2 separate regions of the Homo sapiens genome follow, and region 1 is linked to region 2. The links are chromatin loops, found by intact Hi-C in ENCODE. Cell type or tissue: K562. All regions are shown on one strand. Each heading gives the region's core, and the rest is flanking DNA. Links, peaks and the distances in the headings are about the cores only.

Evidence for each region. Peaks named below come from ENCODE experiments on the same cell type or tissue, not always from the same donor. Only the 100,000 strongest peaks of a DNase experiment are listed, where the experiment ranks them.
Region 1: a loop joins it to region 2, with 6 times the contacts of the local background. A loop is called at or near these places in 9 of 110 quality-filtered maps.

Annotation. Positions count from the first base shown.
Region 1 is chr12:48,889,453-48,892,358 of GRCh38, reverse strand. It overlaps the pseudogene RNU6-600P. Among named protein-coding and RNA genes, the nearest start is that of DRC2, 13 kb to the left of the region's middle. In K562, for the core only: a CTCF peak has its summit at 1,499 (motif pointing right); a DNase peak (open chromatin) is centred at 1,488.
Region 2 is chr12:48,752,177-48,755,082 of GRCh38, reverse strand. All of the region lies in intron 1 of SPMIP11 (sperm microtubule inner protein 11), which reads right to left. Among named protein-coding and RNA genes, the nearest start is that of MIR4701, 18 kb to the left of the region's middle. In K562, for the core only: a CTCF peak has its summit at 1,443 (motif pointing left); a DNase peak (open chromatin) is centred at 1,469.

The sequences.
Region 1 (2,906 bases), core at 192-2,691, 140 kb before region 2:
AGAGCGAGACTGTCTCAAAAAAAAAAGGAGACAGAGAGAGAAAGAGAAGGAGAAAGAGAAAGAGAGAGGAAGGAAGGAAGGAAGGAAGAAAGGAAGGAAGGAAGGAAAGGAGAAAGAAAATTGTAAAGTAGTGCTCACTTGGGCAGCACATATTCTAAAATTGGAACGATACAGAGATTAGCATGGTCCCTGCGCAAGGATGACATGATTTTAAAAATTCTAAAGTATGCCGGGTGCGGTGGCTCACACCTATAATCCCAGCACTTTGGGAGGCTGAGGTGAGTGGATTACCTGAGGTCAGGAGTTTGAGACCAGCCTGGCCAACATGGTGAAACCCTGTCTGTACTAAAAATAAAAAATTAGTCGAGTGTGGTGGCATGTGCCTGTAGTCCCAGCTACTCGGGAGGCTGAGGCAGGAGAATCACTTGAACTCAGGAGGCAGAGGTTGCAGTAAGCTGAGAAAAAAAATTCTAAATTATTTTTAAGGTATTATTATTGAAGAGCTGGCGATTGATTCAGCAGAGGAAAAATACAGAAATAACAGAAATCATTACTAAAGATACATAAGCATGTACAACCGTAACTACATTTTTGAGCACTCACTATGTGCTAAGCACTGTATTAAGTGCTGTATATGAATCCCCCCTCCTTGGTTTTTACAATAACCCTGTGGAGTGCTGCTATTATTTTTATTTTACAGATAAGCAAAGTGATGCTTAGAGGGGCTAAGTCACTCACTCAAGGTTACATGGCTACTAACTGACAGTCCGTAAGGAGGTTCGGCCAGTTCAGACTGACTATGAGAGGACAGCATTTATGGTCTGTCAGGGAAGCTGACCGTCTCCACAGGGTACCAGTTATTCAATAACCCTTATAAAGCAATCCCGCCCCTTCGCCCAGATTTCTTTCTCTCTCCATATTTTCTCTGAACCTTTCCCCTTTTGCCCTTCCTTTATCTCTCTACCCGCCCCGCCCAAACACACACACACACACCTCCAGATTCTTCTCATAGCTTCACAGATCAGCTCTGGGATGGATGCAGAGGCTCCTGTTTCCATGGTGACGCGGGGAGGCTGGTACACCGCACGCCAAGTGTAGGCGAAGCAGAGAATTGGCCGAGGATCCAAAGGTGCCGGCAGTAACCAGGCTCTGGGAAAAGGGATCGATGAGAAAGCCAAGTCTGGATGACTGGACCTCCCTTGAGCTCCAGAAGGACCTCCACCCCCACCACGCCCCCTGCCCTCCCTAAGCTCCTAATTTGGAAGTCGAAGACGGGAGAGCCGGGAAAAGAAGCGAGGGGGCTCCAAAGCAGAAGCCACCACCTCTAACTTGTTTTGAAGACAAAGCCTAATCGTCGGTGGGAAGACTGCCCGGTGGGCGATGGCCCCCTCCCGAGGCGCCTCCGCCTCGCTCCCTCCCTCTCCTCTCCCGGCTCTGACCTCAGTCGCAGCCACCGGGCTCTCGGCCGGGCGCTGAAGGGGAGCCGGGCAGCCAGCAGGGGGCAGAATCCCCCGCATTAAAGGCGTGTGTGGGCCTGCTTCCTCTGCTTCCACCTCGCCCCTGCTTTCACTGGGATTATTTTCAGCTGACAGGCTGCAAAGGCGCAGTAGGTGGATTTCAGGGCAGGAGATGGGTTCTGACAGGGGCTGTGAGCCTGTGAAGCGTTGGTCTTAAGCTGTGGGCCCCACTGAGGAGCCGCGTATTTAGGACCACAGAGTCAGGGGCTGAAGCAACGGGCACTTTAACTTTTTCTGGCAAAGGTTTCTTCTGAGGTTTTTCTCAATCCATTGAAAACATTTAAAACACTGTAATTGTGAAGAGGAGGCTCATTCATTCATTCAATAATGTTTATTGAGTATCACCTATTATTGTCACGATGGATGCATCCAATCAAAAACGAGTATTTACAGAAAGCTTACACACACTGATTCTTAACCTTTTTTAGGGGGCAGGGGTGTCACATATCCTTTGAGAGTATGATATAAAAAAATACAGATTATCTCCCAAAAAGAATGCACTATAAGCCTACAAACATTTTCATGTGATTTTGGGAGCATCAGGAACCCCTGGCAGCTCATCCACGGGCCCCAGGGCATAAACCCTGGTCTATTTTGAGCTGGGCTCTGGGCTAGGCACTAAGGATGCAACAGCAAATTAGATAAGCATGGTCCCTGCCCTGCCTGAGTTCTGCAGGCAAGTGGGAGGCACAAAGAGATGCTTAAAATACAGTGCCAATGCCTGTGCTGGAAGACCCCAAAGGAGGGCCACTTATCTAGACACAGGGGCTTCATGGAAGGCTTCCTGGAGTGACAGGTAAGCTGAGAGACCTGAAGAAGAAGTAGGAGCTGGCCAGGCGAGGACCTGAGGAGGAGCACTTTGGGCAGGAGGGAAGCACCTGGAAAGGCCCTGAGATTCCCTCTCAGCAGACCTGAGAAGCTGACAGCAGGCCCTCGTGGCTGGCTCAGAGATGCCAGGAGCAGGACTGGTGAGAAATGAGGCTAGAGTGGTAAGTGCCATATGTAGGCCCTGGGATGCAACAGAGAATAGGCAGACAGCTGCTCCCCTCAAGGACACCAACAAGAAAGCCGGTGGTTATGATGCAGAAGTGTTAAGTTCCACATTGGGAATGAGCATTTGGTGGTATGGGAGTAGGTGGATGAGCACTGAATTCAGCCATGGGGATCAGGACCAAGGCCCAGAAAGCGGGGCTCCAGGTGCAGGTGGATCAGTGATATATTTAGTGTATTCAGAATACTCTCAGAACCTGAAAACAGCTGGAAGGAAGAGGTGAGGGGAGAGGAGGAGGGAGAGAGAAGGAAGGGGAGTCACCAATATACCTTGATCTGACTGCAACCTACCATTAGGAACATCTTTTATTCTGGGGGTGAGGAGGGCTGGGTGGGGAT
Region 2 (2,906 bases), core at 254-2,753:
TTGCCCATTGCCTCTGTTTGTTGCAACTGGGGCTGATTGGCCACAATGTTTTCAGGCTGAAGAATTTTTAGAAAGAGTCTACCTTTGTGCCTCCCAGAAATCTACCTTCTAGATTAGGGTATTTGCAGCCAGGCATGGTGGCTAATGCCTATAATCCCAGCACTTTGGGAGGCTGAGGTATGGTGGCACGAGCCTGTGGTCCCAGCTACTCGGGAGGCTGAAGTGGGAAGATCGCTGAAGTTCAGGAGGTTGAAGCTGCAGTGGGCTGTGATTGTGCCACTGCACTCCAGCCTGGGTGACAGAGCAAGACCCTGCCTCAAAAAACGAAAAACAGGCCAGGCGCGGTGGCTCACGCCTGTAATCCCAGCACTTTGGGAGGCCTAGTCGGGTGGATCACGAGGTCAGGAGATCGAGACCATCCTGGCTAATACAGTGAAACTCTGTCTCTACTAAAAATACAAAAAATTAGCCGGGCATGGTGGCGGGCACCTGTAGTCCCAGCTACTCGAGAGGCTGAGGCAGGAGAATGGCGTGAACCCGGGAGGTGGAGCTTGCAGTGAGCCGAGATCACACCACTGCACTCCAGCCTGGGTGACAGAGCGAGACTCCGTCTAAAAAAAAAAATGCCTCAGGCTGGGTGCAGTGGCCCAGGCCTGTAATCCCAGTACTTTGGGAGGCCAAGGCAGGAGAATCACTTGAGTTTAGGAGTTTTAGACCAGCCTGGGCAACAGAGTGAGACCTCATCTCACTCCTGGGCTCAAGTGATCCTCCTGCCTCAGCCTCCTGAGTAGTTGAGACTACAGGCATGTGCCACCATGCCTGGCTAATTAAAAAAATTTTTTTTTGTAGAGAAAGGGTCTTGCTATGTTGCCCAAGCTAGTCTAGAACTCCTGGGCTCAAATAATCTTCCTGCCTCGGCCTCACACAGTGGTTGGATTACAGGCATGAGCCATCACACTCTGCCCCAAGGTACATTTCTCTAACTTCAGAAGGTTTATCCGTTTGGAAAGGCAGAGGGGCTCAGTGGCTCTGGCCAATTCATTCTTGGTTGAATTGTGCCACTTATGCTCCTGTTTGAAAAGCCGGAGACAGTGGCTCATGCCTGTAATCCCAGCACTTTGGGAGGCTGAGGCGGGTGGATCACTTGAGGTCAGGAGTTCCAGACCAGCCTGGCCAACATGGCAAAACCCTGTCTCTACTAAAAATACAAAAATTAGCCGGGCATTGTGGCACACACCTGTAGTCCCAGCTACTCCGGAGGCTGAGGCAGGAGAATCACTTGAACCCGGGGGGGCAGAGGTTGCAGTGAGCCGATATTGCGCCACTGCACTCCAGCCTGGGCGACAGAGTGAGACTGTCTCCAAAAAAAGAAAAAAAAAAAAAAAAAAAAGAAAAAAAAAAGTAAAGAAAAGCCAGAACAACAGTGCCCTCTGCTGGAGTCTAAGAATGGGATCTCCAGCTGTCTCCTAACAGGTAGTTCACCAAAGAGGCAGCTCAGAGAGGCAAGGAGACTAGGAGATTGAGCAGAAGACATTCCAGCCAGGCTTGGGAAGACTACCTTTTGTGTCCTCTAACAGGATCCAGGAAATGAGAACGTAAGTAAGACGAGTTCAGCTTTCACCAGAAACTCAAGGTTGAGCCTTTCTTTAAAGAAATTCATTTGGAATTGGAAATGAGAGCAACTCTGAGGACTCATTAGTGAATTCCTCAGGGAAGGGAAATGATAAGGGCAGCAGTGGGATAAGCTGGAGTGAGGCCCTTTGGATGTGCACAGCTTGAAGGTCAGCATGTCTGTGGCTAGAGGGTAGTCACTGGAGAGTCTGGCAAGGAGAGGTCATTTGTCTCAATTGTCTCAAGACAAGAACAGGCATAATCTTTCCCTACCACCCAAATCTCGCAGAGATTTTCTCTGTGACTCCGGTCAATGAACAGTGTTCTGGGTGCCTGGACTTGTGTTATGGTGAGAGCTAGGCTGACACAAGATTTTCATACAACAAGGCAAGGAGTTTTCTCAAAGAAGGGCCAGATTAGAGGGAATTTGTCTAGAATAAAGAACAGGGCCCTCCTGGACCAAGAGGAGTGTCAGGTATGAAGCTAAGAATAAATAGGATGGCCTGGCACAGTGGCTTATGCCTGTAATCCCTGCACTTTGGGAGGCCAAGGTGGGTGGATCACCTGAGGTCGATAGTTCGAGACCAGCCTGGCCAACACGATGAAATCCCGTCTCTACTAAAATACAAAAAATTAGCTGGGTGTGGTCGCATGTGCCTGTAATCCCAGCTAGTCAGGAGGCTGAGGCAGGAGAATCGCTTGAACCCGGGAGGCGGAGGTTGCAGTGAGCCGAGATCGCCCCACTGTACTCCAGCCTGGGCAACAAGAGCAAAACTCTGTCAAAAAAAAAAAAAAAAAAAAAGAATAAATAGGAGAGCAAGGTTCAAAGCTGGTGTTGAGAGAGATTCAGCAAAGGAAAGGACTGATACAGGATTGTGCTTCCCTGGGCAGGACAGAAGGGAAAGCTTGGGCACTCAAGACTCCAGAGTAGAAGGTAAATGAACCCTGGAAGCTGGGCTGAATCTGCAGGAGCAACCAGTATTAGAAAGAGGAATGGTGAGCCTGGGAGGGACAGGAATCTCCCAACTGGTAGACATGAGAGTTCTGGTCACTGGTCGGGGTGCTCTTCTGTGGGTAGTGAGTTGACCAGCCTCTTTCAGGGCCTAGATGAAATATCCTTTGAAGCCAGCCAGCGTTTTTTGTACCTCAAGGAATCTTATGGTTAAAAATATTGTTTTCCAGGTATCCTATCCTGGCAAGTATGTCTTGAGTAGCGGACAAAGATATTCTAGCCACAGGAAAGGTATATGTTCTATATGTAAATAGTGAACTTACATATGATTTATAACTTTTCC